2 separate regions of the Homo sapiens genome follow, and region 1 is linked to region 2. The links are chromatin loops, found by intact Hi-C in ENCODE. Cell type or tissue: PC-3. All regions are shown on one strand. Each heading gives the region's core, and the rest is flanking DNA. Links, peaks and the distances in the headings are about the cores only. Region 1 overlaps LOC105379104 (a long non-coding RNA gene). Region 2 has its middle 38 kb from the start of SLCO6A1.

The links. Hi-C counts contacts between places; a loop is a spot of excess contacts. Peaks named below come from ENCODE experiments on the same cell type or tissue, not always from the same donor. Only the 100,000 strongest peaks of a DNase experiment are listed, where the experiment ranks them.
Region 1: it touches region 2 in a loop (2.7-fold over the local background); 2 of 110 quality-filtered maps call a loop at or near these places.

What each region holds. Positions count from the first base shown.
Region 1 is chr5:102,670,993-102,687,297 of GRCh38, forward strand. The region is part of intron 2 of LOC105379104 (a long non-coding RNA gene); the gene reads left to right. LINC00491 (long intergenic non-protein coding RNA 491) reads right to left here and starts at 472. Exons shown (of 2, transcript NR_103756.1): 1 at 235-472. In PC-3, for the core only: CTCF peaks have their summits at 10,609 (motif pointing right) and 10,811; DNase peaks (open chromatin) are centred at 7,489 and 10,609.
Region 2 is chr5:102,528,357-102,544,661 of GRCh38, forward strand. No RefSeq gene overlaps it. Among named protein-coding and RNA genes, the nearest start is that of SLCO6A1, 38 kb to the left of the region's middle. In PC-3, for the core only: CTCF peaks have their summits at 8,173 (motif pointing right) and 8,373; no DNase peak of the experiment used is centred there.

The DNA.
Region 1 (16,305 bases), core at 3,342-11,341, 140 kb after region 2:
CTATTTTTTAAAGATGGCAGGAATATTTTGTCACAGCATTTAAAAATACATCTTAATAGAACTATTACAGTAGCGTGCATGGCTGAGTTTTCTAAATTGCATTCTGCAAGTCTCATTTTTATTTATGTCAAATTGAAAATACAAATTGTAAATACAAATGAAACTTCTGTGGTCTGAATGTTTGTGTCTTTCCAACACTCTTAAGTTGAAATTCTAACCCCCAAAAAAACTTACCACGGGAGGAGACAAGATGGCCGAATAGGAACAGCTCCGGTCTACAGCTCCCAGCGTGAGCGACGCAGAAGACTGGTGATTTCTGCATTTCCATCTGAGGTACCGGGTTCATCTCACTAGGGAGTGCCAGACAGTGGGCGCAGGTCAGTGCGTGCGCGCACCATGCGCGAGTCGAAGCAGGGCGAGGCATTGCCTCACTCGGGAAGCGCAAGGGGTCAGGGAGTTCCCTTTCCGAGTCAAAGAAAGGGGTGATGGACGGCACCTGGAAAGTCGGGTCACTCCCACCCGAATACTGCGCTTTTCTGATGGGCTTAAAAAACGGCGCACCACGAGATTATATCCTACACCTGGCTCGGAGGGTCCTACACCCACGGAGTCTCGCTGATTGCTAGCACAGCAGTCTGAGATCAAACTGCAAGCGGCAGCTAGGCTGGGGGAGGGGCGCCCGCCATTGCCCAGGCTTGCTTAGGTAAACAAAGCAGCAGGGAAGCTCCAACTGGGTGGAGCCCACCACAGCTCAAGGAGGCCTGCCTGCCTCTGTAGGCTCCACCTCTGGGGGCAGGGCACAGACAAACAAAAAGCAGTAACCTCTACAGACTTAAATGTCCCTGTCTGACAGCTTTGAAGAGAGCAGTGGTTCTCCCAGCACGCAGCTGGAGATCTGAGAACCTGCAGACTGCCTCCTCAAGTGGGTCCCTGACCCCTGACCCCTGAGCAGCCTAACTGGGAGGCACCCCCCAGCAGGGGCACACTGACACCTCACACGGCAGGGTATTCCAACAGACCTGCAGCTGAGGGTCATGTCTGTTAGAAGGAAAATTAACAAACAGAAAGGACATCCACACCAAAAACCCATTTGTACATCACCATCATCAAAGACCAAAAGTAGATAAAACCACAAAGATGGGGAAAAAACAGAACAGAAAAACTGGAAACTCTAGAAAGCAGAGCGCCTCTCCTCCTCCAAAGGAACGCAGTTCCTCACCAGCAACGGAACAAAGCTGGATGGAGAATGACTTTGACGAGCTGAGAGAAGAAGGCTTCAGACGATCAAATTACTCTGAGCTACGGGAGGACATTCAAACCAAAGGCAAAGAAGTTGAAAACTTTGAAAAAAATTTAGAAGAATGTACAACTAGAATAACCAATACAGAGAAGTGCTTAAAGGAGCTGATGGAGCTGAAAACCAAGGCTTGAGAACTACGTGAAGAATGCAGAAGCCTCAGGAGCCGATGCGATCAACTGGAAGAAAGGGTATCAGCGATGGAAGATGAAATGAATGAAATGAAGAGAGAAGGGAAGTTTAGAGAAAAAAGAATAAAAGAAATGAGCAAAGCCTCCAAGAAATATGGGACTATGTGAAAAGACCAAATCTACGTCTGATTGGTGTACCTGAAAGTGATGGGGAGAATGGAACCAAGTTGGAAAACACTCTGCAGGATATTATCCAGGAGAACTTCCCCAATCTAGCAAGGCAGGCCAACGTTCAGATTCAGGAAATACAGAGAACGCCACAAAGTTACTCCTTGAGAAGAGCAACTCCAAGACACATAATTGTCAGATTCACCAAAGTTGAAATGAAGGAAAAAATGTTAAGGGCAGCCAGAGAGAAAGGTCGGGTTACCCTCAAAGGGAAGTGCATCAGACTAACAGCGGTTCTCTCGGCAGAAACCCTACAAGCCAGAAGAGAGTGAGGGCCAATATTCAACATTCTTAAAGACAAGAATTTTCAACCCAGAATTTCATATCCAGCCAAACTAAGCTTCATAAGCGAAGGAAAAATACAATCCTTTACAGACAAGCAAATGCTGAGAGATTTTGTCACCACCAGGCCTGCCCTAAAAGAGCTCCTGAAGGAAGCACTAAACATGGAAAGGAACAACTGGTACCAGCCACTGCAAAATCATGCCAAAATGTAAAGACCATCAAGACTAGGAAGAAACTGCATCAACTAACGAGCAAAATCACCAGCTAACATCATAATGACAGGATCAAATTCACACATAACAATATTAACTTTAAATGTAAATGGACTAAATGCTCCAATTAAAAGACACAGACTGGCAAATTGGATAAAGAGTCAAGACCCATCAGTGTGCTGTATTCAGGAAACCCATATCACGTGCAGAGACACACATAGGCTCAAAATAAAAGGATGGAGGAAGATCTACCAAGCAAATGGAAAACAAAAAAAGGCAGGGGTTGCAATACTAGTCTCTGATAAAACACACTTTAAACCAACAAAGATCAAAAGAGACAAAGAAGGCCATTGCATAATGGTAAAGGGATCAATTCAACAAGAAGAGCTAACTATACTAAATATATATGCACCCAATACAGGAGAACCAAGATTCATAAAGCAAGTCCTGAGTGACATACAAAGAGACTTAGACTCCCACACATTAATAATGGGAGACTTTAACACCCCACTGTCAACATTAGACGGATCAACGAGACAGAAAGTCAACAAGGATACCCAGGAATTGAACTCAGCTCTGCACCAAGCGGACCTAATAGACATCTACAGAACTCTCCACCCCAAATCAACAGAATATACATTTTTTTCAGCACCACACCACACCTATTCCAAAATTGACCACATACTTGGAAGTAAAGCTCTCCTCAGCAAATGTAAAGGAACAGAGATTATAACAAACTATCTCTCAGACCACAGTGCAATCAAACTAGAACTCAGGATTAAGAATCTCACTCAAAACCGCTCAACTACATGGAAACCGAACAACCTGCTCCTGAATGACTACTGGGTACATAACGAAATGAAGGCAGAAATAAAGACGTTCTTTGAAACCAACGAGAACAAAGACACAACATACCAGAATCTCTGGGACGCATTCAAAGCAGTGTGTAGAGGGAAATTTATAGCACTAAATGCCCACAAGAGAAAGCAGGAAAGATCCAAAATTGACACCCAAACATCACAATTAAAAGAACTAGAAAAGCAAGAGCAAACACATTCAAAAGCTAGCAGAAGGCAAGAAATAACTAAAATCAGAGCAGAACTGAAGGAAATAGAGACACAAAAAACCCTTCAAAAAATTAGTGAATCCAGGAGCTGGTTTTTTGAAAGGATCAACAAAATTGATAGACCGCTAGCAAGACTAATAAAGAAAAAAAGAGAGAAGAATCTAATAGACACAATAAAAAATGATAAAGGGGATATCACCACCGATCCCACAGAAATACAAACTACCATCAGAGAGTACTACAAACACCTCTACGCAAATAAACTAGAAAATCTAGAAGAAATGGATAAATTCCTCGACACATACACTCTCCGAAGACAAAACCGGGAAGAAGTTGAATCTCTGAATAGACCAATAACAGGATCTGAAATTGTGGCAATAATCAATAGCTTACCAACAAAAAAGAGTCCAGGACCAGATGGATTCACAGCTGAATTCTACCAGAGGTACAAGGAGGAACTGGTACCATTCCTTCTGAAACTATTCCAATCAATAGAAAAAGAGGGAATCCTCCCTAACTCATTTTATGAGGCCAGCATCATTCTGATACCAAAGCCAGGCGGAGACACAACAAAAAAAGAGAATTTTAGACCAATATCCTTGATGAACATTGATGCAAAAATCCTCAATAAAATACTGGCAAAACGAATCCAGCAACACATCAAAAAGCTTATCCACCATGATCAAGTGGGCTTCATCCCTGGGATGCAAGGCTGGTTCAATATACGCAAATCAATAAATGTAATCCAGCATATAAACAGAGCCAAAGACAAAAACCACATGATTATCTCAATAGATGCAGAAAAAGCCTTTGAGAAAATTCAACAACCCTTCATGCTAAAAACTCTCAATAAATTAGGTATTGATGGGATGTATTTCTAAATAATAAGAGCTATCTATGACAAACCCACAGCCAATATCATACTGAATGGGCAAAAACTGGAAGCATTCCCTTTGAAAACTGGCACAAGACAGGGATGCCCTCTCTCACCACTCCTATTCAACATAGTGTTGGAAGTTCTGGCCAGGGCAGTTAGGCAGGAGAAGGAAATAAAGGGTATTCAATTAGGAAAAGAGGAAGTCAAATTGTCCCTGTTTGCAGATGACATGATTGTATATCTAGAAAACCCCATTGTCTCAGCCCAAAATCTCCTTAATCTGATAAGCAACTTCAGCAAAGTCTCAGGTTACAAAATCAATGTACAAAAATCACAAGCATTCTTATACACCAGCAACAGACAAACAGAGAGCCAAATCAGGAGTGAACTCCCATTCACAATTGCTTCAAAGAGAATAAAATACCTAGGAATCCAACTTACAAGGGATGTGAAGGACCTCTTCAAGGAGAACTACAAACCACTGCTCAAGGAAATAAAAGAGGATACAAACAAATGGAAGAACATTCCATGCTCATGGGTAGGAAGAATCAATATCGTGAAAATGGCCATACTGCCCAAGGTAATTTACAGATTCAATGCCATCCCCATCAAGCTACCAATGACTTTCTTCACAGAATTGGAAAAAACTACTTTAAAGTTCATATGGAACCAAAAAAGAGCCCGCATCGCCAAGTCAATCCTAAGCCAAAAGAACAAAGCTGGAGGCATCACACTACCTGACTTCAAACTATACTACAAGGCTACAGTAACCAAAACAGCATGGTACTGGTACCAAAACAGAGGTATAGATCAATGGAACAGAACAGAGCCCTCAGAAATAACGCCGCATATCTACAACTATCTGATCTTTGACCAACCTGAGAAAAACAAGCAATGGGGAAAGGATTCCCTATTTAATAAATGGTGCTGGGAAAACTGGCTAGCCATATGTAGAAAGCTGAAACTGGATCCCTTCCTTACACCTTATACAAAAATCAATTCAAGATGGATTAAATACTTAAACATTAGACCTAAAACCATAATAACCCTAGAAGAAAACCTAGGCAATATCATTCAGGACATAGGCATGGGAAAGGACTTCATGTCTAAAACACCAAAAGCAATGGCAACAAAAGACAAAATTGACAAATGGGATCTAATTAAACTAAAGAGCTTCTGCACAGCAAAAGAAACTACCATCAGAGTGAACAGGCAACCTACAAAATGGGAGAAAATTTTTGCAACCTACTCATCTGACAAAGGGCTAATATCCAGAATCTACAATGAACTCCAACAAATTTACAAGAAAAAAACAAACAACCCCATCAAAAAGTGGACGAAGGACATGAAGAGACACTTCTCAAAAGAAGACATTTATGCAGCCAAAAAACACATGAAAAAATGCTCATCATCACTGGCCATCAGAGAAATGCAAATCAAAACCACTATGAGATACCATCTCACACCAGTTAGAAGGGCAATCATTAAAAAGTCAGGAAACAACAGGTGCGGGAGAGGATGTGGAGAAATAGGAACACTTTTACACTGTTGGTGGGACTGTAAACTAGTTCAACCATTGTGGAAGTCAGTGTGGCGATTCCTCAGGGATCTAGAACTGGAAATACCATTTGACCCAGCCATCCCATTACTGGGTATATACCCAAAGGACTATAAATCATGCTGCTAGAAAGACACATGCACACGTATGTTTATTGTGGCATTATTCACAATAGCAAAGACTTGGAACCAACCCAAATGTCCAACAATGATAGACTGGATTAAGAAAATGTGGCACATATACATATACACCATGGAATACTATGCAGCCATAAAAAATGATGAGTTCATGTCCTTTGTAGGGACATGGATGAAACTGGAAAACATCATTCTCAGTAAACTATCGCAAGAACAAAAAACCAAACACCGCATATTCTCACTCATAGGTGGGAATTGAACAATGAGATCACATGGACACAGGAAGGGGAATATCACACTCTGGGGACTGTTGTGGGGTGGGGGGATGGGGGAGGGATAGCATTGGGAGATATACCTAATGCTAGATGACGAGTTAGTGGGTGCAGTGCACCAGCATGGCACATGTATACATATGTAACTAACCTGCACAAAGTGCACATGTACCCTAAAACTTAAAGTATAATAAAAAAAAAAAAAGAAATTCTAACCCCCAATGTGATGGGTATTAGAAGGTGGGGATTTAGCGAATTATTGTCCTTATAAAAAGAAAGCCCAGAGAGATCCCTTGCCCCTTTCACCATGTGAGGACACAGTGAGAAGGCACCATCTGTGGACCAGAAAGCTCTCCCTCACCAGACAGTGAATCTGCAAACACCTTCAGTTTGGACATCTCAGCATCCACAACAATGAGTAATGAATTTCTTTGTTTATAAACTACCCTAGTCTGTGGTAATTTGTTATAGCAGCTCAAATGGACTAAGATAGAACCCTTAAAAACCCAACTATCACATTACATACTTGTTACAAATTGTTTCCCCACTGCCATCATATACAAAGACAGATTAAGCTCTGAGTAAATTTCTGTAACCTTTCATTTTCCTATCCAATCACTGTTCACGATAATTATAAGCAAAGGGGATTACCTAAAGGCAGATAACCAGAGGGAAAATAAGCAAACCAAAAAGAGTGTATAATCTTCATATTAGATTGAATAATTTACAGTTAACAATATATTTTATATTGTGTTTGTAGGTTAACGTTTTTATCTGATAAAATACAGTCCACTCTAAAATAGATAGCTACAGAAGATACATTTTTAAATTAGTAAGATTTATTACTATTATTCACATTGATTTAGTGTAACTTAATGATTTAGGAGAAAAAATCACTTTATATTTTAAATTTTTTTGAAAATATTATACAAAATGGTCTTCATAGCACAAAAATGAGGTTTCAAATTGGTTTTGGTTCATAAAGATGGCTCAATTTTTACAAGTGGGTGTGTTTGTTGACCTGAACAAGAATTGGTTTTGATTCCCTTCACTATAGTTCTCAGGCATTTTTACTTTTGAGAATTCCAAGATGGTCTATGTATTTTCTTAGAAAATGAGGTTGGCAAATAAGTCACTAACTCAGTTTGTACACTGCAAATTGATAGAAAAGTAACAGTTTCTATTTATCACCTAATTTCCTCTTTAGTTTTCAATAAAATGAAAAAGTGAGCAGATTCATTCAGCAAAAGATTAAAATACATTCCCAAGTAGACCTACAGGAAAATCTAATTTATAGAAAATACAACATTAGCCTCTTTAATTCTTAAAAGACTAGCCATAATTTCAAGTAGTCAGTTCACTGATGCATACACATTTTTGGCTCAGGATATATGATTACTCACCTCATATGATTGTGTGGCTTGACTTTGGCTGGCTTACTTTCAATCGTTGCAGAAACATTAATATCCAGAAGTTAGTTGGAGAGTAACATATGCCAACTAGGTATGAGGTAGTTTGTCAATAATCTTGTAACTTTCCACAATATAACCTCACCATCCTTTTATATTGACAGTTTTTGATTACAGAAATGAATTGAAATTTTTTTCTGAAGGCAATTCATCTTGGTTCTGCATACTAAAAACCAGCAAGGTAATGCGGTGCAAAGTTACATGCCACCTCATGATTAAAGGAGTTTAATTCAAAATGTCCAAAGCAAACTTTTAATAGCACAAACAAAATCATATGTTCAAATGTCATGGACTTTGACAACTTTTCTCTCCACCGTGCCAAGATAATGGACTTTGAAGCCACAGAGACATGGCTCCATCATTTGCTAACTGTGGGATCTTTGTGAAACTTAACCTCCAGAACTTCATTTCCTTACTGGTAAAGTGGGGTGAAGGGTTCACAGAATTACTGGCAACTGTAAAATGAGCTAAAGAGATGAGGGGAGACCTGAACCATTGCATGGCATATATGGACGCCCAGTAAATGTCAATTTCACTTTCCTTATCTCCAAAATACTTTAGTAATATGCCTTTAATTGTAATTTTGACCTTGCATTTTACATAAACCCCTAAGTCTGAGGTACTTTTACAATTTGGATACCAATCTTTCCAATAAAGTTGACTGCTATCTCTTCTGTGTAATTTCAACAGCAACAGAAAGTCCCCCTGACTTTAAAAGCATTTCTGTTTGCTCTGCTCATGCCTGAAGCTTCTTTTACCAAGAATAAAGGCATTTATTCTATAATTATAGATAAACTAAAAATATAAATTCCCTGTAGAGAGATAACACCATGACTTAAATTCACACCAGCTTTTAGAGGACTGATAACAGAGAGTTTTCTTTGATTAATTGGGGGAGAGCAGAGGTGAACATGCAGGAGAAGTGCAATGTGGTAACCTGGGCCGGAAGAGAGTCCACAGAGGGAGGAAAATGATCTCAAAATAAGGACAAAGTCAAAGACAATTTTCAACAACCACACAAGTTTTTTCTCCAGACCAGACCCTGCAAAAGGAGATATGATTGACATCACAATGGCTTTTTCAGAAAACAACTTTTTGTCTAATAGTGGTAGAGAATCCAGTTTAAATTACAGGTGTACATTACTGATCAGACCAAGGCATTTATATGATTGGAGATGGTAACACTAGACATATGTCCACAGTGGGATAGACTCTGCTCACAGGCGCTGCTGGTAGGTAGAGCGGTGTGTGTCTTTAACATTCACTTGGTGTTATCACTTGATGTTTCCAGACCTGATTTCCCCATGGTTTGAGGAATAAATAAACTATTGAGAGTAATTTAAAGAGAAGCCACAGAAAGTATTAAGTATCAAGGTTTTCAAACCAATTGGTGTTTCTAACCCCTTACCCTATGGAATGGCTAGGGGTTCCACTGGATGCTCTAAAATTATTCTGGACACACCAAGCAGTCAACAACAACAACAAAGAAACAAAGGGAGGAAGAGTTTTTTTCTGTTTTCAGCCCAACATCAATGGCTCTTTGTGTCATGCTTCAGCCCAAGACACATAACCCGCTGCTTTTGTCAGGTCCATAGCCTAGTGGGAAAATATCAGGTGATTTAAGCAAATTCTGAAAGCACCAAACTGTCAGACTTGAGTATTTATGGTCTTTGATTGCAAACTTACAAAGAACAGAGACCATGTATATATTCTGAACCAGCATCCTATGCATATACAGGGATTATTAAACGATAATATTTTATTGTAGAAGGCATTTAAATGTCCTCTCTGACTGTCAGGCTAAGGTACTTAAACTGTAATGCACATTTTGTCTTCATTCTGAAGTCAGTGCCTTCCTGGTGGTAAAATATTCTTCCTCATACCTCCCTCACTGAAGTTAATAAAACCTTAGTCGTCCTTTAGAACGAGGCTAAATACAATTTCGTCTTAAAGCATTTCTCTGGTTATTCTGGGCAACACTTAAACTTCTTTTATAATTAAAGACAGTATGATGAGCTAGTACTTTACATTCTCATTTTTTTCCCTTGTGTTAGTCTTGATTTTAGAACCTTTTCCTCAGCTGTGTTGTCAGTTCACACGGTGAGGACCATGCCTTATCATTCTGATACCAAGCCCATTTCCATTTATTCTTATCTCATGGTATATGATTTTTTAAAGTAATTTGATTAATTGAAATTTTGTTAGATTATTAAAATCCACATGTCACCATTTGTTAGAGACACAATATTGTGTCGCCCCAAAATTCATATTTTGAAACTCTAACCCCCCAGTGTGACTACATTCGGAGACAGGGCCTGTGAGGAGCTAGGAAAAGTTAAATGAAGTTGTAAGGGTGAGACCCTTATCTGATAGGACTGATGTCCTTATAAACGGAAAAAACACTGGAGCACTTCCTCTTCACCATATGCGCGAAGGTGGCCATCTGCAAGTCAGAAAGAGAACCCTCACCAGAAACAGACCCTGTTGATCCTTGATGTGGGAACTTTTAGCCTTCAGAACTGTCAGAAAATAAATTTCTGTTTTTTAAGCTACTTAGACTCTAGTCTATGATATTTTGTTATGGTAGCCTAAGCCTACTAATACATCACTAAAATCTTAAAAAAAAAAACGCCTGATTCAAGGAAGCAATATGCAAATCCAATAGACATGTTTTCAATTTAGAGAACGAACTGTGTTCACAGCCATAAGAAGTCCATTTTTTGTTTTAATAGTGCAAAGAAATAAAACATTTGCACAATTCTAGTGGAAACTTTTGCCTTGCACTTTCGGCAATGTAGTGGCAATCTTAGAAAAAGACCATAAAAAGAACTAAATAAATTCCTTATAAATTTAGAATGAAAAACGAAGTCAAAATAAATATTTTAAAAACAAAACCACTAATTTTAAAGTAATAAAAATCACTACATAATAGTTGCTTTGCTTAAAAACAACTTTATAGTAAAGCTCCTGTAAGCAGTGCCTCTCAGATGCTGGCATTAATCAACAAAGTCTAAGATTGCATTGGAGCCCCTAGCTTAACAGTTTTTGGCCACCAATAGGGGGCAGCAAGGCACACCAGATCCCTCAGTGACACTTGAGGGAGGCTTGCCAGGTTAGCTAGGAAGTGTCTAGGAGGCATGGCAACATCAGATATGCAGAAAAAGAAATCCATACATCAGATAAGGCACTAGTAGGAGGAGATAGTGAGAATACACAGATCAAAATTTCATTCACGCCAATGGAAAGCATGGAGTGGAACTGAGATGTTTATGCTTCTAGAAATCGTATGTGTCAGCATCTCTTAATTCTACTAAATCTGACAAAATCATCCATAATGTTTAGAATTCTTCTGTCCTGATTTCTCATAGTTAAAACTAAGTGCTTTTTCTTTTTCTTCTACTCAATTCCTTTAAGCCTGCATGGAAAGTAGCTCCACAACATCTTAAAGAGTACATTGGCCTATAATAAAGGGTAGGTTGACTGTTTTTCTCCCCAGAAAAGAGAAGAATTTTCAGTATTCCATAATTGCAGAAAAATACTTTGGTCCAAAAGTAGACTAGTCTTGCCTATCAGAATGTGCCCAGAGAGCTAGGTCCTGAAAGCAATTAAACCTAGTTCTAAAAGATCTTGAGCATAAGAAAATTGGAACTGTTTGTTTAATTCCTTACTAGATATTACATTGACATGCCTTTAGAGTTACTATGCATTTGATAAATATAGGAAAAGACAGTAAATATTTTGCTGATTAGTCAAAAATATATGGGCTGATAGATTGATTTCCTCACTTCAGCCACAAAGTAAAGAACTTCCAGCCTTCCCAATTTATAGAGCAAATTTTAGAATGTTTCTGTGCAGAATGTTTTACAGAGAGTGATAACGAAAAGGAGCTCAGAGCTTATTTTCTGTAGGATGTATGTACAGCTCTGACTCAGACCTAAGTATGGAATAGAACACTCCTTGCTCTTTCTCCACTGAGCAAAGTCCAAATGTTGATCATGTTAGAAGAATCAACTTCTTCTAACGCAGGTGGGCACCATCCAATCTAATCTGTTGAGAATGAGAATTAACAAATTGGCAGAGGAAAGGCAAATGTGCTCTCTCTCCTTAAACTGGGACATTCATTTTCTCCTGCCCTCAGACATCAGTGCGCCTGGTTTTTGGATCTTCAAACTCAAACTGGGACTTATGCCATTGGCTCACCTGGTTCTGAGGCCTCTGGTTTTGGACCAGACCTATACCACTGGCTTTCTTGTCCTCCAGCTTACAGACAAGACAGCAGATTCTGGAACTTAGCCTCCATACTTGTGTGAGCCAATTCCTCGTAATAAATCTTTGTCTATCTGTTTGTATATCTACGTACCTATCCCATTATTTGTTTCTCTGGAGAACCCTGAATAATACAAATATGCTACCTTTTCTGATTTCTTTTTTCTTTTTTTTTTTTTTTTGGTAGAAGGAAGGGCTTTATTCAGCTGGGAACATCAGTAAGCTACTGCCTTAAAATCCGAGCTCCCCGAGTGCACAATTTCTGTCCCTTTTAAGGGCTCACAACACTAAAGATTTCACATGAAAGGGTCGTGATTGATTTATTATTATTATTATTATACTTAAAGTTTTAGGGTACATGTGCACAACATGCAGATTTGTTATATATGTATACATGTGCCATGTTGATGTGCTGCACCCATTAACTGGTCATTTAGCATTAGGTATATCTCCTAATGCTATCCCTCCCCCCTCCCCCCACCCCACAACAGTCCCCGTTGTGTGATGTTCCCCTTCCTGTGTCCATGTGTTCTCATTGTTCAATTCCCAACTATGAGTGAGAACATGCGGTGTTTGGTTTTTTGTTCTTGCGAGAGTTTGCTGAGAATGATAGTTTCCGGCTTCATCCATGTCCCTAAAAAGGACATGAACTCATCACTTTTTATGGCTGCATAGTATTCCATGGTGTATATGTGCCACATTTTCTTAATCCAGTCTATCATTGTTGGACATTTGGATTGGTTCCAAGTCTTTGCTATTGTGAATAGTGCCGCAATAAATATACCTGTGCATGTGTCTTTATAGCAGCATGATTTATAATCCTTTGGGTATATACCCAGTAATGGGATGGCTGGGTCAAATGGTATTTCTAGTTCTAGATCCCTGAGGAATCGCCACACTGACTTCCACAATGGTTGAACTAGTTTACAGTCCCACCAACAGTGTAAAAGTGTTCCTATTTCTCCACATCCTCTCCAGCACCTGTTGTTTCCTCACTTTTTAATGATTGCCATTCTAACTGGTGTGAGATGGTATCTCATTGTGGTTTTGATTTGCATTTCTCTGATGGCCAGTGATGGTGAGCATTTTTTCATGTGTTTTTTGGCTGCATAAATGTCTTCTTTTGAGAAGTGTCTGTTCATATCCTTCGCCCACTTTTTGATGGGGTTGTTTGTTTTTTTCTTGTAAATTTGTTTGAGTTCATTGTAGATTCTGGATATTAGCCCTTTGTCAGATGAGTAGGTTGCAAAAATTTTCTCCCACTCTGTAGGTTGCCTGTTCACTCTGATGGTAGTTTCTTTTGCTGTGCAGAAGCTCTTTAGTTTAATTAGATCCCATTTGTCAATTTTATCTTTTGTTGCCATTGCTTTTGGTGTTTTAGACATGAAGTCCTTGCCCATGCCTATGTCCTGAATGGTATTGCCTAGGTTTTCTTCTGGGGTTTTTATGGTTTTAGGTCTAACATGTAAGTCTTTAATCCATCTTGAATTAATTTTTGTATAAGGTGTAAGGAAGGGATCCAGTTTCAGCTTTCTACATATGGCTAGCCAGTTTTCCCAGCACCATTTATTAAATAGGGAATCCTTTCCCAATTGCTTGTTTTTCTCAGGTTTGTCAAAGATCAGATAGTTGTAGATATGCGGCATTATTTCTGAGGGCTCTGTTCTGTTCCATTGGTCTATATCTCTGTTTTGGTACCAGTACCATGCTGTTTTGGTTACTGTAGCCTTGTAGTATAGTTTGAAGTCAGGTAGTGTGATGCCTCCAGCTTTGTTCTTTTGGCTTAGGATTGACTTGGCGATGCGGGCTCTTTTTTGGTTCCATATGAACTTTAAAGTAGTTTTTTCCAATTCTGTGAAGAAAGTCATTGGTAGCTTGATGGGGATGGCATTGAATCTATAAATTACCTTGGGCAGTATGGCCATTTTCACGATATTGATTCTTCCTACCCATGAGCATGGAATGTTCTTCCATTTGTTTGTATCCTCTTTTATTTCCTTGAGCAGTGGTTTGTAGTTCTCCTTGAAGAGGTCCTTCACATCCCTTGTAAGTTGGATTCCTAGGTATTTTATTCTCTTTGAAGCAATTGTGAATGGGAGTTCACTCATGATTTGGCTCTTTGTTTGTCTGTCATTGGTGTATAAGAATGCTTGTGATTTTTGCACATTGATTTTGTATCCTGAGACTTTGCTGAAGTTGCTTAAGGAGATTTTGGGCTGATACGATGGGGTTTTCTAGATATACAATCATGTCATCTGGAAACAGGGACAATTTGACTTCCTCTTTTCCTAATTGAATGCCCTTTATTCCCTTCTCCTGTCTAATTGCCCTGGCCAGAACTTCCAACACTATGTTGAATAGGAGTGGTGAGAGAGGGCATCCCTGTCTTGTGCCAGTTTTCAAAGGGAATGCTTCCAGTTTTTGTCCATTCAGTATGATATTGGCCGTGGGTTTGTCACAGATAGCTCTTATTATTTTGAGTTATGTCCCATCAATACCTAATTTATTGAGAGTTTTTAGCATGAAGGGTTGTTAAATTTCCTCAAAGGCCTTTTCTGCATCTATTGAGATAATGATGTGGTTTTTGTCGTTGGTTCTGTTTATATGCTGGATTACATTTATTGATTTGCATATGTTGAACCAGCCTTGCATCCCAGGGATGAAGCCCACTTGATCATGGTGGATAAGCTTTTTGATGTGTTGCTGGATTCAGTTTGCCAGTATTTTATTGAGGATTTTTGATTCAATGTTCATCAAGGATATTGGTCTAAAATTCTCTTTTTTTGTTGTGTCTCTGCCAGGCTTTGGTATCAGGATGATGCTGGCCTCACAAAATGATTTAGGGAGGATTCCCTCTTTTTCTATTGATTGGAATAGTTTCAGAAGGAATGGTACCAGTTCCTCCTTGTACCTCTGGTAGAATTCGGCTGTGAATCTATCTGATCCCGGACTTTTTTGGTTGGTAAGCTATTAATTATTGCCTCAATTTCAGAGCCTGTTATTGGTCTATTCAGAGATTCAACTTCTTCCTGGTTTAGTCTTGGGAGGGTGTATGTCTCCAGGAATTTATCCATTTCTTCTAGATTTTCTAGTTTATTTGCGTAGAGGTGTTTATAGTATTCTCTGATGGTAGTTTGTATTTCTGTGGGATCGGTGGTGATATCCCCTTTGTCATTTTTTATTGCGTCTATTAGATTCTTCTCTCTTTTCTTCTTTATTAGTCTTGCTGGCGGTCTATCAATTTTGTTGATCTTTTCAAAAAACCAGCTCCTGGATTCACTGATTTTTTGAAGGGTTTTTTGTGTCTCTATTTCCTTCAGTTCTGCTCTGATCTTAGTTATTTCTTGCCTTCTGCTAGCTTTTGAATGTGTTTGCTCTTGCTTCTCTAGTTCTTTTAATTGTGATGTTAGGGTGTCAATCTTAGATCTTTCCTGCTTTCTCTTGTGGGCATTTAGTGCTATAAATTTCCCTCTACACACTGCTTTGAATGCGTCCCAGAGATTCTGGTATGTTGTGTCTTTGTTCTCATTGGTTTCAAAGAACGTCTTTATTTCTGCTTTCATTTCGTTATGTACCCAGTAGTCATTCAGGAGCAGGTTGTTCGGTTTCCATGTAGTTGAGCAGTTTTGAGTGAGTTTCTTAATCCTGAGTTCTAGTTTGATTGCACTGTGGTCTGAGAGACAGTTTGTTATAATTTCTGTTCTTTTACATTTGCTGAGGAGTGCTTTACTTCCAAGTATGTGGTCAATTTTGGAATAGATGTGGTGTGGTGCTGAAAATAATGTATATTCTGTTGATTTGAGGTGGAGAGTTCTGTAGATGTCTATTAGGTCCGCTTGGTGCAGAGCTGTGTTCAATTCCTGGATACCCTTGTTAACTTTCTGTCTCATTGATCAGTCTAATATTGACAGTGGGGTGTTAAAGTCTCCCATTGTTATCGTGTGGGAGTCTAAGTCTCTTTGTACATCACTAAGGACTTGCTTTATGAATCTGTGTGCTCCTGTATTGGGTGCATATATATTTAGAATAGTTAGTTCTTGTTGAATTGATCCCTTTACCATTATATAATGGTCTTCTTTGTCTCTTTTGATCTTTGTTGGTTTAAAGTTTGTTTTATCCGAGACTAGGATTGCAATCCCTGCATTTTTTTGTTTTCCATTTGCGTGGTAGATCTTCCTCCATCCCTTTATTTTGAGCCTATGTGTGTCTCTGCACGTGATATGGGTTTCCTGAATACAGCACACTGATGGGTCTTGACTCTTTATCCAATTTGCCAGTCCTTGCCTTTTAATTGGAGCATTTAGCCCATTTACATTTAAGGTTAGTATTGTTATGTGTGAATTTAATCCTGTCATTATGATGTTAGCTGGTGATTTTGCTTGTTAGTTGATGCAGTTTCTTCCTAGCCTTGATGGTCTTTACAATTTGGCATGTTTTTGCAGTGGCTGGTACTGGTTTTTCCTTTCCATGTTTAGTGCTTCCTTCAGGAGCTCTTTTAGGGCAGGCC
Region 2 (16,305 bases), core at 4,394-12,393:
GTATGTGTGTTTGTCTGTGTACATTATCATTAATGTTTAAGTACTGTGTTATGCTTACTAATTTTGTCCCTAGTGTGCCAGTTTTGTTTTGCTTAAAGTAACCAGTTGTTATCTTACAATTGTTCTTGTTGTACTAAATCCTCTGCTACAATTTCTTAGTCACTAGATTTTATCCAGGTTCCTCTACCTTCATGATATGGGATGATAAATACTGGATTCTTGAAAACTTTCGTCTTCTGTTTGCCTTCTTTCAGGTATAATCTCCAGACTTCTACCTGGGTTTTCTCTTTTCCATGGAATCTACACACCAGATTAGACTGAACTATAATATACTGAGGGAAGAAGGGGAGGAGCAAGCCAGTGGGTCTTGGTCATTGACAGTGGAGTATTTTAAACTCCCTTGTACTGGTGTGCCTTACTGCATTGGTAAGCACTGTGGAGAGATGGAATGTGAATTATCTCCCAGAGGAAAGGACAAAAGGCTGAGCAAGCTCCTGATTAACTGCACTGAGTTGTCCAGGGTGTATCTCCTGGGCAAGGAAAACAACAGACCAACAGAGACTGCCCAACTTTTATTTTCAAAACAAGATAATTAAGAATGTTTACTAAATGGCTGCTGTGTGTTATTTTAGATAGTCTATGTATTACGCCCTAAACCAAGTAATTTTTTGCTTTATAAAAATCAATCTGGCAAAAGGATTAGCATATTTCCTCTTTAAATTTCCACAGTGATACTGATGTTGGCCTCTTGTTTCCTGGAAAAAGGCAGCAAACTCAGTTTATGGAATGGTTACTATTACTTGCTAGGACTGAGAAGATAATTTGAAATTTTACCAAGTTCTCTTGTATTTCATAATTCCTACAATACAGTAAATTATGCCTCAGGGAACAAGTTTTGTTTATGTTTTTTGGTTTTGTTTTTTGCAAGGCAAAAGTCTGTAGCAACTGAAGCTAAGAAGACCTCTAGTAAATTACAGCAACATATACAGACTAAAACTTATGAATTGAAGGACATATTCAATTTGGCCTGACTTGTTGGAGTGAAAAGGAAAGATAAAGCTGAAATAGCTATCATGGAACATGAACTAAAAGAGAGAGAGGGGAAAAGAAAAAGACTTTCCCGAATATCGCGCAAGAAAACAAAAATGAAACCACAACAAATGTATATTTTTAATAGCCCTTAAATTCAAATGCACCTCAGGGAATTTCACTTGGATCTTTATAAAATCATAATATAACGCCCATGTCTTACATTTGTCACTATATTTTTGCTACAGCATTTACCAGCTGGAACCTGAGTTCTGCATAAGATGCACAGCCATCTGTAAACTCAGGCATAGTCACTAGGCTGCTGCAAAGCTAAAATCCACTATTCAAGCAGGAAAGAAGAGCAACAACTAATAGAAGAAGGTAACATAAAGGAAAAAAAAATTGTCTATGTTCCTACATAATCTGATTCAACTGAGTTAATCAGAATTAAGGTTCTGACAATTGAAGATGTGCTTACACACAACACCCAGTTTAACTACTTTACTAAAAATACCAGATCAATTCAGTCAACTAGTTAATTCATTTAAAAATGAGAGAGAGAGAGAGAGAGAGAGAGAGCCTGATTGTAAGGTTGAACTAACCTGTGTTTGACTGAACTTTGTCAATTTTGGTCAAAAATAATCAAACCAGAACTGCATGTATCTGGATAAAGTTATTCAAATATCTTAATAATCTTAGCACTTCACCCAGGCTGTTAGGACAATGGCTTAAATGTGTTGGTTTTCCATAAATGCGTGTTGAATATTGTTACAAAGATGTCATGTTTCATCAAACAGTACCTGGTCAGTATTGAGATCCCTTTTAAATGACAGAGGGAAAAACGTCAAAAGATATTTTAGGTTCTGGGATACAATAGGTCAAATTTAATCACACAGACACTTTCATAATGTTTAGAATGTTTCAAAATAGTAATCACTCAGTTATTCATTATTATAAAATATTTTAAAATGAAAGAGATATTATTAAAAGAATTTTAGTAACTGTATAAGAACCCCCTATAAAATGAGTACACATGTGTTAAAGCTAATCAGAATTGCTAATGAAATGACTTCTTTCATGATGGGTTTATTATGCCAAGCTAGTGCCTGTGAAAGTGCTGTGTAAACTTAATGCCTGATCTACCTGGTTTTGACTACTTATTAATAGATGTTTTGTAGTACTTTAATTAGGGCTTTTGGAGGCAACAACAAAAGGCTGATATTTATAACAAGACCTCTTCATATCTTAAATTTCACAACACATGTGCTTTAACAAACCTGAAGTAAATTATAACTGTATAATCTATAATTTGGTATTAATTTCCAATCTTTCCTTTCTTGAAGAAAGCCTCAGTCCTGAAAGGCTAGAGAATTGACTTGGTCCTGGTCTTGGCACAGACTTAGTTTCTTTTTTCTCTTCTATTTATATCTTTGAAACATGGTGCCCTTTTCTGGAGAACCAGAAATGGATCATGTCAACTGAGCCATTTTCTTCCTATCAGTACAGAGCAGCTCCAGTCTCTGTCAGATACCAGTCAGAGTTCAGATTTGCTTCAACCACAAACAGTTACCAATTGTCCGTGAACTACTTTATTTGTTCCTATTGCTATTGCACAAATCTGTGCAATTAAGAACTTTTCTTTAAGGCTGGGTACAGTGGCTAATGCCTGTAATCCCAGTGCTTTGGGGGGCCAAGGTGGAAGGATTGCTTGAGCCCAGGAGTTCCAAGCTACAATGAGCTATGGTCATGCCACCGTACTCAGCCTGGGTGACAAGAGTGAGACCTCATTTCTAAACAAAATTAAAAATAATAAGCTTTTCTTTAAATAATAATTATCCTATTCAACCCATCTAATATGATGTCCTTTCCCTGTCACTGGCAGAAAAAAATATCAAATGATCATTTTGATGATCAAGCAGACACAATTTTTTAAAAAGTCATGTTTAGCAAGAGTAATTTAAACAGAAAGCTTTAGGAAAATGCTGATTACCTCTGAGACATGGCACTATCAAACATGTGCAGAAAACTCAGTCTCTTCAGCAGCAGCATCTGTATTGCATATTGACTTTAAGAACTTAATATACTCTAGGACTATGACTATATATTGTGCGCAAAATATGGTCTGAGTTAGTTTTTTAAAAATGGAGGTAAGAGAGTCTATTCTGTACCTCCAAATGACTTCTGTTAAACCAGTTAACTTCAGTAAATACTGGTTTCCTCAATACTAAGTTGTAGAAATCAACTTTTGCCTCTTACATCACCAGATTGTTGTAAGGGTGTTGCAATAATATGGACATTGACTTCCTCTGAGGGAAGAAATTTGTAAAACATAAACTCACTAAACAAACCTCTTTCCATTAGAGGAATTGAAACAGGATACAGTCCTGAATAAGCCACAGTTTCAAAAAGCAGAGATCACTGGTGCAGGCACACAGGAAGCATGGCTCTATAGCCCATTAGAAGCCATTTATTGTTTTTATATAGAATTTTTACCACAAAACAGACAAATTATTACATACGATAGGTTAAAGGTTTATAGTTAAACTCTCTTATAATTTATAGCTAACCAAGTTTAATGTGCATGGAAAGTTTCTTCTATTAATAGGTTATAGAAATTATTCTCTCAAGAATTTAGAATTGCATCTTTTAACTTAGCTATCTTAAGAGTTGAATCAAACTGCAGTGAATAGTTTATCATATAAACTGCCATACTATAGAAAAGAAATATTCTATAAATTTCTAAACCAGGTGAATTTTCTTAATTTCCTGTACATACTAGTATAGCTCGTAACATTAAACATGGGCAATATATTCAATAGTATAAACAATAGATATTTATATAAGATGAGAAACAATTTAGCCCTGGAATACTCATGGCCACAGTGGGAATGACATCATGATCTTGGCCGGTTCCACTCTTCAGGGACCGATGCTGCTAGGAAACATGAGAAATATGAAGCTTTCCAGCCATTTGGGATGACCATTCTAAATTGAGAATAAAAACAGTTCCCAGTTGCAGTATGTCTTAGAAAAACAATAGAACATCTGACCACTGATAAGAGTCTGCACAGAATAAGAATGGCTTTCCAACATCTTACATTAATGGCTTTTTGACGTCCACTATTTACATGAGAGAATTTTGTGTCCTGGTCCTCTTGGAAAGTGATTAGTCCAATTTACAAAACCCATTGAATACTTATTTTAATGTTCTGGTGTAGAATATAAAATTTAAAACCTCTTGATTTTTTCAAAGATGGATATCCTCTGAAATGTATTTTTCATAGTAAAAATATGGGAGAAAATAATGACATGGTCCTGAATGAACCAATTTCCCAATATTTTCTACTACCCAAATTTTTCTGTTTTATCGATGTAATTCAATGTATCTAAACCATTTAAGAAAATATTCTCTACTTAGTGGGTGGAAGAGGTTTTCATCAAATGAATCAAAGAAGTACAATGAGATAAACTATATTTCTAATTCTTAACATTGCTAGTTTAGAATAATTTAAATTCATAAAGTCTTATTAAAGAGTTTCTTAAAAAATACAGTTTTATTACTGTCAAATTGCCTGTAGCATGGTATGGAAAGTACTAATAGCACTTAGGGCCTTGCATTCTATAGTAAATGCTTATCTTGAAACTGGTTCCACTAAATTACTTGAAAACAATGAATTCTCAAGGCAATTTAAAAATCCTTCTTATGAAGAAAGTCATTGGTAGCTTGAAGGGGATGGCATTGAATCACAGAATTGGAAAAAACTACTTTAAAGTTCATATGGAACCAAAAAAGAGCCCACACTGCCAAGTCAATCCTAAGCCAAAAGAACAAAGCTGGAGGCATCATGCTACCTGACTTCAAAGTATACTACAAGGCTACAGTAACCAAAACAGCATGGTACTGGTACCAAAACAGAGATATAGACCAATGGAACAGAACAGAGCCCTCAGAACTAATGTCACATATCTACAACCATCTGATCTTTGACAAACCTGACAAAAACAAGAAATGGGGAAAGGATTCCCTAAAACCATAAAAGCCCTAGAAGAAAACCTAGGCAATATCAATCAGGACATAGGCATGGGCAAGGACTTCATGTCTAAAACACCAAAAGCAATGGCAACAAAAGCCAAAATTGACAAATGGGATCTAATTAAACTCAAGAGCTTCTGCACAGCAAAAGAAACTACCATCAGAGTGAACAGGCAACCTACAGAATGGGAGAAAACTTCTGCAATCTACTCATCTGACAAAGGGCTAATACCTGGAATCTACAAAGAACCCAAGAAAATTTACAAGAAAAAAACAAACAACCCCATCAACAAGTGGGCGAAGGGCAAAGGATATGAACAGACACTTCTCAAAAGAAGACATTTATGCAGCCAAAAGACACATGAAAAAATGCTCAACATCACTGGCCATCAGAGAAGTGCAAATCAAAACCACGATGAAATACCATCTCACACCAGTTAGAATGGCAATCATTAAAAAGTCAGGAAACAACAGGTGCTGGAGAGGATGTGGAGAAATAGGAACACTTTTACAGTGTTGGTGGGACTGTAAACTAGTTCAACCATTGTGGAAGTCAATGTGGCGATTCCTCAGGGATCTAGAACTAGAAATACCATTTGACCCAGCCATCCCATTACTGGGTATATACCCAAAGGATTATAAATCATGCTGCTATAAAGACACATGCACACATATGTTTATTGTGGCACTATTCACAATAGCAAAGACTTGGAACCAACCAAAATGTCCAACAATGATAGACTGGATTAAGAAAATGTGGCACATATACACCATGGAATACTATGCCGCCATAAAAAACGATGAGTTCATGTCCTTTGTAGGGACATGGATGAAGCTGGAAACCATCATTCTCAGCAAACTATGGCAAGGACAAAAAACCAAACACCGCATGTTCTCACTCATAGGTGGGAATTGAACAATGAGGACATTTGGACACAGGAAGGGGAACATCACACACTGGGGCCTGTTGTGGGGTGGGGAGAGGGGGGAGGGATAGCATTAGGAGATATACCTAATGTAAATGACGAGTTAATGGGTGCAGCACCCCAACACGGCACATGTAACAAACCTGCAAGTTGTGCACATGTACCCTAAAACTTAAAGTGTAATAATAAAAAAAAGAGTTCCATAAAGAAAAAAAATAAAAATAAAATAAAACAAAAGATCAGGTTGCCAGAGGTTTGGGCAGGAGGAAGGAGGAATGAAGAGAAGGATTTGTAAGGCAGTGAAACTACTCTGTATGATCCTGTAATGGTGGCTACAAGTCATTATGCATGTGTCCAAACCCGCAGACTGTACACCTAGAGTGAAGCCTGTGGGAACTTTTGTTTAATGGATACAGAGTTTCAATCTGGGAAATGGATCCTGGTGATGATTGCACAACAGTGCAAATGTACTGAATGCCACTGAATGGTACAATTAAAAATGGTTAAAATGGCAAAAATTTATGTTATGTATATTTTACCATGATTAAAAGAAGAGCAAGAAATCGGTAAACTATGGGCTTTAAGTAATAATTATGTCACAATATTGGCTCATCCATTGTAGCAAATGTATAACACCAATGGGAGCTGTTAACAAGAGAAGTGGCGGGTGGTTAGTGGGTATCTGGGAACTCAGTACTTTCTGCTCAATTTTTATGTAAACCTAAAATTGCCCCAAATATAAAGTCTATTATGTTTGTTTGTTTGTTTGAGACGGAGTCTCACGCTCTGTCCCCCAGGCTGGAGTGCAGTGGCACAATCTCGGTTCAGGGCAAGCTCCGCCTCTCGGGTTCACGCCATTTTCTTGCCTCAGCTTCTCAAGTAGCTGGGACTACAGGCGCCCGCCACCACGCCCGGCTAATTTTTTGTATTTTTAGTAGAGACGGGGTTTCACGATGTTAACCAGGATACTCCCGATCTCCTGACCTCGTGATCCGCCCGCCTCGGCCTCCCAATATATATATTTTTAAAGTCTTTCATATAATTTTGCAAAGAAAAAGTTTATCCCTCTTCTAAATTGAAGTAGGCTTTCCTATAATTGCACATATCTGAAAAGAGACACAAATTTCATGTAAAATGAATGAAATTTTATCAGGAAATTAACTTTGAAAATTAATGTATGTACACCGCTGTATGTAGAATGAGGTTTTACCTTTTGTGCTTTTAAAAATTTGCTGCTTTTACTTTTATATAATGTTATTGTCAGTCCCAGAATATATATGAACTCCTAGAAGATAGAAACCATGCTTTATTTATCTTTCTTTGCATCTGCTGGACCTAGTATTGTGTCTGCCATATATTCAATACTGAATTAAAGTCGAAGGATAAATAAATAGATGTCATGAATGATCTCAAGTCAAAGAGCTGCATAATCATCTCTTTATATATTCATTTTACATATTAATTCTACTACTAACATACAAAATGAAAAAAAGAGATAATTTGAAATTATAAGGGTTTCTTGCTTTCTCAGTACTCTATTTCAACATATCATTTTACCTTTAAGAAAATACATTTTTCACTAGTTAGTGTCTTAGATTCACAAGAGGTTATATAGCACCTGATCCAACTTCAGACAGGAACTGGAGCAGTGGTTGCCATGGACTGGGAGTGAAGAGAAGGAATGAAATGCAAAGAGGCATACATAAACCTTTTGAGATTAAAGTATTCCATGTCTTGTTTGTTGCCATGATTACACATTATGCACATTTGTCAAAAGTCATTGACTGTACCACTAAAAAGGCTGTCTTTTACTGTTCAAACCTTTGTCTAATTGGTTTTGGATTTTTGTTTCCTCAATATTGAATATTTTAATGTTCAATTAACCTGACATGCCAAAAATCGCCTGAGAGAAAGGCAATTTTCTCCTACTACTTTTCTCCTACTCTAGCTTCATGTTATTTTCTGTTTTTGTTTTATACATTTAATTAGATTTTGTTTTATGCATTTGATTATTCTTTGGGATTTTCTTACCTTGAGAGCATAAACTACTATTGAGAAATATGATTCAAAATAAAATAAGAATGTTCAGACAAAAAGTAGGGTAAAAATTGACATGAAATTCCTCCAATTCAAATGTAAATGTAAATTTTATAAACATTTATCTTCATATATACACTAGGTGGAGCCATTTGCTTAAGCTAGTTGTAGGAAAATTGACAGTGTATGTTTAATTTTGTAAGAACCTCCAAACTTGTTTTCCAAAGTAGCTGTCCCATTTTGCATTCCCATCAGCAACATATAAAAGTTCAATTGCTTCATATCCTTATTGTCACTTGGCCACCCATTTATTTTAGTCACTCTAATAGCTGTATAGTAGTATCTCATTATAAATTTAATTTAGATTTCCTTAATGAGTAATAATGTCAAGTATCTTTTCACATGCTTATTTGCTTGCTTTATATCTTCTTTGCTGAAATGTTTATTCAAATCTTTCACCCAATGTTTATTGGTTTGTTTGTTTGTTTTAATGCCTTGCAATTCTTTGCTGAAAACTGGAAATTTCAGATAATATATTGTAGAAACTCCAAGTTCTGGTTTCCCACTTCCCAGGCTTGTCATTTTCATTTATTTGTTTATTTGTTAGAGACTGGCTAGATTATTTTAGTGAAGTCTATTCCCTATGCCCACTCCCCCGCCCTTCAACACACACACAAAGTGTTAAGTCTCTGTTGATGCTTCTCAGTGAAGCACAGATATGCCTACAGTTACCCTATGATGTGACATAATGACAGTGGTATTTGTAGGGTTTTTCTTCCTTTCTTTCCCTAACCATACTCATTAATGTTAAACTCCATTAATTGCCAGCTGGTTGTTCTATTACTTTCAACAATGTCCTAAGGCAGAAATTTCCCTGCAAATTAATTCAACCAAACTGTGGCTTTTAGGAAAAAAATAGATTTTGAGGTCAGTGTTTGATATTTGTCCTGACCTATGAGGACTCCTCCCAATGGTCTCATTCTCTGATTCTCTCCTACAAACCTGCTAGCCTACAGTCTAAGATGCATTGTCATTAAATCCAAGAATCTCCTCCCAAATGCCTTTCACCACAATCTCCACTATTATTGAGAGTATTCTTAAGCTTGAACTTCTCCACGCTGTGTTGCAGTGAAGTCAATTCCTTTGAGATGAGATTAGAAACTGTTTTATGGCCTGATTCTTCTCCCAGGTGAACTTGCTGAGCTGGACTCAGGAACTGGGTGTGGGAACAATGGAAAGCTTTTCTCTGCATGACCACCCTACTCTAGGGGCTGTGCATTCAGTGATGGGAGGGGAGGAAACAGCCAGAGATCCTCTCAGCTTGCCTGTCCTGTCACGGAACCACTGCCTCATGAACCTATGGGAAGTGCATTCAGGACCCCAGTATTTTCAGTACTCCATCTCTCATTAGCAATCACCTGAAATTTAGCCTCAGCAACGGATAGCTAGGGCAGAATGAGAAGTGTGGAAGACCTCCAGGGACTGAAGCTGCAGCAGCCTCATGTTCTTGACTACAGCAGTTTGGAGTAGAGTCTCTACCTTGTTGAACTGGTAAGGCAGAACGAAAAGGCAGACTTGGTTCAAATATCACAGACTCTCACCTTTCATACCAATCTTTCATAGATTTTCTTGAATAGATGTTTTTGAATTTGCGGTTTGTACTTAGGGCCATTTCCAGAAGCTTTGAATGGTTGTTTTAAAATACTTTTCACCAGTTCCACTGAGGAATGAGTCAGGGGATCTACTGACAATGTCATGGCACAGATTGATTGACTCAAACTGTTTGTTCTTTTTCTATGTCTGTGGTTCAATTAACATTTCTATGTCTGTGGTTCAATTAACATCAGTCTATGCTGATGTTGAGCATAGACTATGTGCCAGTACCCAGTGCCATAGGTATAATATCCCTGCTCTTGAAGAGCAAATGATCTAGTGAAAGATACAAATAAATAATTACAACTCTAAATGATAAAAGCTGGAATTGAAAAGTATATAAAGTACAATGGAAGCCCAAAGGAGTATTTGACAGCTTTGAGGATGGAGGTGGAAACAACATGGAAGATCCCATGAAAAGTATTAGAATCAAAGGATAACCTGGGTAAGCTTCAGCTCTGCTAGACCCACTGTCCTTTAAAACCGTTTTAAATAAAAACAGTTAATGTAATTGTAATATCAGATAACAATATTGTTATAGACAATTGAATTTTTTAATCTTTATGAAATAAAAGCATCTGAGACTTTATCTATAATATGTAATCCAAGGATATCACATTAAGCAAATACAATTTCAAGTCAGGGTCCCCAGCTTTCCCACTTCTGCTAATTCCAGTTGTACCCTTGAGCCCTTTTTATATAGAAATCTAAAGTCTCCAAAATTTGTGGAAGAGAGGGTACAGTTCTGTATTATCATGGTAGCCTCTAAGAACAAAGGAATAGGTGGCAGGTTCACTTACTTTCTAACATAGCACTGTTAAATTAGTTTATCCATGGACAGTCTCTGTTCTTATTTCTCTGTTCCCATAAATATATCCCCTATTCCAGAATCAGCTACAAAACATAAAATACATCTCAAAAAGAAAGAAAAAAACCCACAAGGTTTGGCAAAAGAAAGAAGAAAAATAAAACTGAGTCCTCTGTCTTGCCTCATCGCCTGGACTGGTATGTGAGTTTCTTATTCTGATGTAGGTGGAAAGGCCCATTGGCTTAGCCTAATTCATAAACAGCCTCCATTGGGCTGGACCAGTGTTGAGCAAAAACATTCAAAATATCATGACTTTGGCTAAAGAGCTTGGAGCAATTGAGATGGTGTCTGGAAAGTCATAAGAGCTGGTGCATGCCTGGGATGCAGCATATAACCTGCTTTTTACCTATGAAATGGAGCTTATTCATTCTACCTTTAAAGGGTCTTACATACCTGCAATATTCTACTTGAACAAACTATGTGTACATCTATGACCAGTGGTTTTATTATTATGACTATGACTCCTCCAGCTTAGTACAGCTATCCTGTTCTTTCTTTTGTTACTTTGGCCAAAGTATAGTCATGGACATTAACAACCTCTATCTGATAGTGATAGTTAATTTTATGTGTTAACTTTGCTGGGCTAAGGGATGTCCAGATAGCTGGTAAAACATTATTTCCGGGTGTGTCTGTGAGGGTGTTTCTGAACGAGGTTAGCATTTGAATATGGACACTGAACAAATAAGATTGCCCTTACCAGGGTGAGTGGGCATGATCTAATCTGTTGAGGGCCTGAATAGAACAAAAAAGGCAGAAGAAGGGCGAATTTGCTCTCTCTGCCTTGTGCTGGGATATCCATCTTCTCCTGTCCTCAGACATCTGTGTTCCTTGTTCTCAGGTCTTTGGACTCAAGCCAGGACTGACACCACCATCAACCCCTTCTCTGCTACACAGGACTTCTGACTCAGACTAAATTACATTGTCAGCTTTCCTGTTTCTCCAGCTTCAATATGGCATGTTATAGGATACCTCAGCCTCCATAATTATGTAAGCCAATTCCTATAATAAATCTCCTTATATAAATATACATGTATATATATGTGGGTGTATATATATGTCAATATATTAGTCAGGGTTCTCCAGAGCAACAGAGCTAATAGGATATATGGATACCTATTTTTTCATACATGAAAATATGTATTTTATTTCAAAATATGTATCCATATATCCTATTGGCTCTATTGCTCTGAAGAACCCTGACTAATACACTGACACAGACAATATTATAAATACGATTGCATTCAGACACTTGATCTTTGACTCAGGCATCTCGAGTGGTAATAATGACATATTATCACCATGAGGATTAATGATGGATTTTCTTCACCATGTACACGTTTGAATATAGGCTGACTGGAAATGAGTCAGAATGATGGAGGAGAATGAAGTTGTAGAGTTTCCATAGCATATTAGATTTTTTTTCCTTATTGAGATATCATCATAGATCATAATTCGCTTGAGATTAAGTGACTGACTCTATATAGTCTTGTCAGAAAGAACTGAACAAATGTCAGCCTCTCTTCTAGTGAAGTCTCTCTTTGTCTCATAGGACTTGCAATAATGCTATTGTTGTAGTATCTTTTTTGAATTATGTCAGAGTCACTGAAATCTCTTGGCACCAGGTTCTGAAAAAGACATGTTGAACAGTGAGAAATGGAGGAGCGGTGTGATTAATTGTCAAGAGAGAGAAGCACAGAAGCATAACTCTTCTTCCTGACAGATGCTCCAGCTGATTACATACAGTCAAGTAACAGAGTTGTTACAGATATTTGGCCAACTGTTTTAGGTACCATCTGCTCATTTTCCCCCAGAAGAGTAACCCCTTTTCAAAGGTTAAAGGGAAAGTTAAAAAGCCTGTTTAGACACTTCACAAATTTTCACCAATTTCCAGAATTGTGAGTCACTTAAATGAAATGCAAAGAAAAATTAACATCATAAGGGCAAGGGCCATCAGATTTGAGCTGGACAGAAAAAAAAAAGATTACAAAGCAAATAAATACAGCTTGTCATTATTTCTTTTGTACTTTCTTTCTGCAGACTGAGTCAACCAGAATCCATATCATAAGCTGGACATTTATGTTACCCATAGGAATTCCTGTTATGCATCCTCTTATGTTTGAATGAAATAGATAAGGCAAGTTTGGGAAAGGGGTGGTGGATAAGAAAAGAAGTATTTGCAGAGAATCCATAGGTGTATCCAAAAGAAAACTCAGCAGAGAAGGCACCACTGTTTTTTCTTCAAAACTGTAATTACCTAGTCAGTTCTCCTTGCCCACTGCACAGATAAAACCAGTTCACTGAGACAGCAAGATTGCAGTAAAGAGATTTTAATAATCCCAGGGTTAGCCAAATGAAAGGATGGGACTAATTACACAAATCAGCCTCCCTGAATACTTTGAGACTAGGGTTTTTCAAGGACAGTTGGTAGGCAGGGGACTAGGGAATGAGGAACTCTGATTGGTTGTATTGGGGATGCAATCATAGGTTGTCAAAGCTGTCTTCTTGCACTAAGGTGGTTCCTGGGTGGGGGCCACATGACCAGATAAGCCAGTTTCTTGGTATGGGTTCCTGGTTCAGGTGGGGCCAGCTGGCCCATCAGAGTACAGGGCCTGGAAACTACGAGTCTTAGGTTTTACAATAATGATGTTATCTATAGAAGTAAGTGAGGAGGTAACACATCTTGTGACCTCTGGCTACATGACTCCTGAAGCATAAATTTAACCTTCTGGCTAATTTGTTAGTTTTAGAAAGTGGTTTTGGTCCCTGAGCAAGGATGGGGCTGGCTTTGGGAAGGAGCTCTTATTATCTTTGTTTTAAAGTTACACTATCAACTAAGTTCCTCGAATAGTTAACTTGGCCTATACCCAGGAATGTACTAGGGCAGCTTGGAAGATATAAGCAAGATGGAGTAAGTGAGGTTCGATTTCTGTTACAATTTTTGCAAAGGAAGTTTCAATACCACCTAGGAGCTAAAAGGTACATTTTCCATTTGCTATGGATTTTAAGCCTGAAAGCATCTGAGGAAGTGTAGTGTGGTAGTTAAACATTGATGTCAGGTAGATTCACATGCAAATCCCAATTCAGCCACTTACCAGCACTTTATGTAATCTTGGCCAAATTGCAAATCTACATCTCATCTTCTTCGCATTATTGAAAGGGCCTCCAGAATATTCATATCAAACAACACCATGGATGATCTAGTCATAGAGAACTCCATATAAATTGTGCCTCCTTCAGTTAATAATGTGACTAGCCCTGTGCTTGATATACAGTGAGATTAAAAACGGCAGTTGTTAAATAGTCAATGTTCCAGCCTCTGCTGTAAACAAAAATGAGGAAGTTCTACAAATGTTAGTGTAGCATAGGGGTAAAAACATGAGTGATAGAGCCAGACTACAAGTATTCTAATATTGAGTTGTGTGCTTACTATCATGTGACCATGGGCAGTTTATTTTACTCTTGGTGCTTGAGTTTCTTCATTAGTGAAAGGGGGATAATAATAGTCCTTACTTTTGAGGGCTGTTGTAAGCATTAACTAAGTTAATACATATAAAACAATGGGAACAAAATCTGGTACATAGAAAACAATAAATGTGTTAGCTATAATTATTTATAGGTTATGTGAAAAGCTATCCTAAATGTGTTGTTAAGGTGAAAAAGCAAAGTGCTGCATACCTGAAACAAATAGGGGAATTTCACATATTTTTACTTACACATATATAAAATTTTCTTGCAAGAATTGCTAAGAAACTAATAACATTAATTACCTAGCTGGAGGGGAATTGAGTAGAAGGCGGAGAGAGAGTTTTCACTGTAGGACTCTTCATGCTTTTTGAATTTTGAGCCTTCTAAATGTATTAACTGTTCAGCAATTAAATTTTAAAATATAGCTAATATTATTATTACAATCAAATTGATATCACTTACCTTATTGCTATTATTATCCTAATCAAATATTGGGTAGCAATTATCATATACCATAATACACAATGTATTCAATGGAATTCAAGGCATGTTATCCCAAAATATGGCACCTTGGCATATTGAATACTTTAAGATGAAGAAATTTGAGAAACAGGATATATGAAAAGGTGTCTCTGACCTTTCCCACATCCTTCTCCCCTGAAGCAGGTCATAAAAACTAGGAAGGATTTTTCTGACCTTCCCCTGAAGAAGGTTGTAAGGCCTTCATGTGAGACGTGCCCTCCCATCCCATATGTGGAGGAAAGGAGTATTCTTATCTCTGAAGACACACAGAACAGAGAAGAATCTGAAAAAAAGACTTCGCTAAGTTCCCCCCAGTTTACCACCACTGGGTTGTACTCTTTGCCCTTTCTCCATGACAATCCACTCTTTATCAAATTGGTATAAAAAACACACTCGGGGCTGGGTACGGTGGCTCATGCCTGTAATCCCAGCACTTTGGGAGGCCGAGGCAGGTGGATCATCTGAGGTCAGGAGATCAAGACCAGCCTGGCCAACATGGTGAAACCCTGTCTATACTAAAAATATAAAAATTAGCCGGGTGTGGTGGTGTGCCCCTATAGTCTCAGCTACTCGGGAGGCTGAGACAGGACAATCACTTGAACCTAGGAGGCGGAGCTTGCAGTGAGCCGACATCACACTACTGCACTCCAGCCTGGGTGACAGAGACAGACTCCATCTCAAAAAAGAAAAAAAAAAGTAGGTTTAACTGTTTCTTCAGGTCTTTATTTCCTATGAAGGCTTCGTGTTCCATTAAATTTATATTAAATAAATCTGTATGCTTTCTCTTGTTAATCTGTTTTTGTAAAAGGGCCTTAGCCATGAACCTAGGATTGATGAGGAAAAGACATCTTCCCTCCGCTACATATTACACAAAGGAGATATTGGATGTCTCATTCAAGAGCATTTATTTGGACACAGCAGACACATACAAGCCTGCAACACAAGAAAATACACCATGAAAGTTGTATGTAGACCACATGTTGGGGTGGGTGGAGGGGATGGCAGTGGGATAAGTAGAAGGACAGAGTGACCATTCTTGTTTGCACTCTCAGTAAAGGCTTGAAGGAAGCATTACCTTTCAAAAACATTCCAGGTAGAAGAAATGTTATGATTTGATGACATAAGATGGTATATGATTGGGAAACATCAAGAACTGTAAGGCATAAAAGAACACAGAATATGACTAATGCTGGAGTTTGGAAGTAAGTAGCTTTATTCATGTTTCAACTAAGAGTATTTTCTGCTAGGTGGAATAAATAAATGTGTGGGTGTCTGCACACACACGTGGAAGTGTGTTTAGCTAGGAATATATATTGAATGTGAAAGGTAATTATGCAGCAGAAAGGAGAAACTTTATTAAAAATAACCACATTGATTGATCAACCCTACAATTGTAACTTTCAAACATCTATGTAAATAGAGTAGCAATTAATAATTGTTATCTTCTCACAGAAGTATAGAAGTCTGAGGCCTTTAGAAAATGAGTTTGTAATTTCAGTTTACAAAGCCTGAATCAATTTAATTGTAGAGCATAGATATTATTCTAATGTTTTCTTGGAACTGTCTCCATTAGGATCTTCTGTGAAGTTTCCTCCACATATATGAAGCAAAAAGCCAGCTCTAGTCCTTCTCATTTGTATTCTATTAAACAAGTCCTTGAGCCAAAAATTACAAAGGATTTGAATTTAACAAACCTTTTCTTAGTATCTACAATGGGCTGAGTTTTCACAAACATCATTTTTTAACCCTTACAATACTGTGAAGACATATTT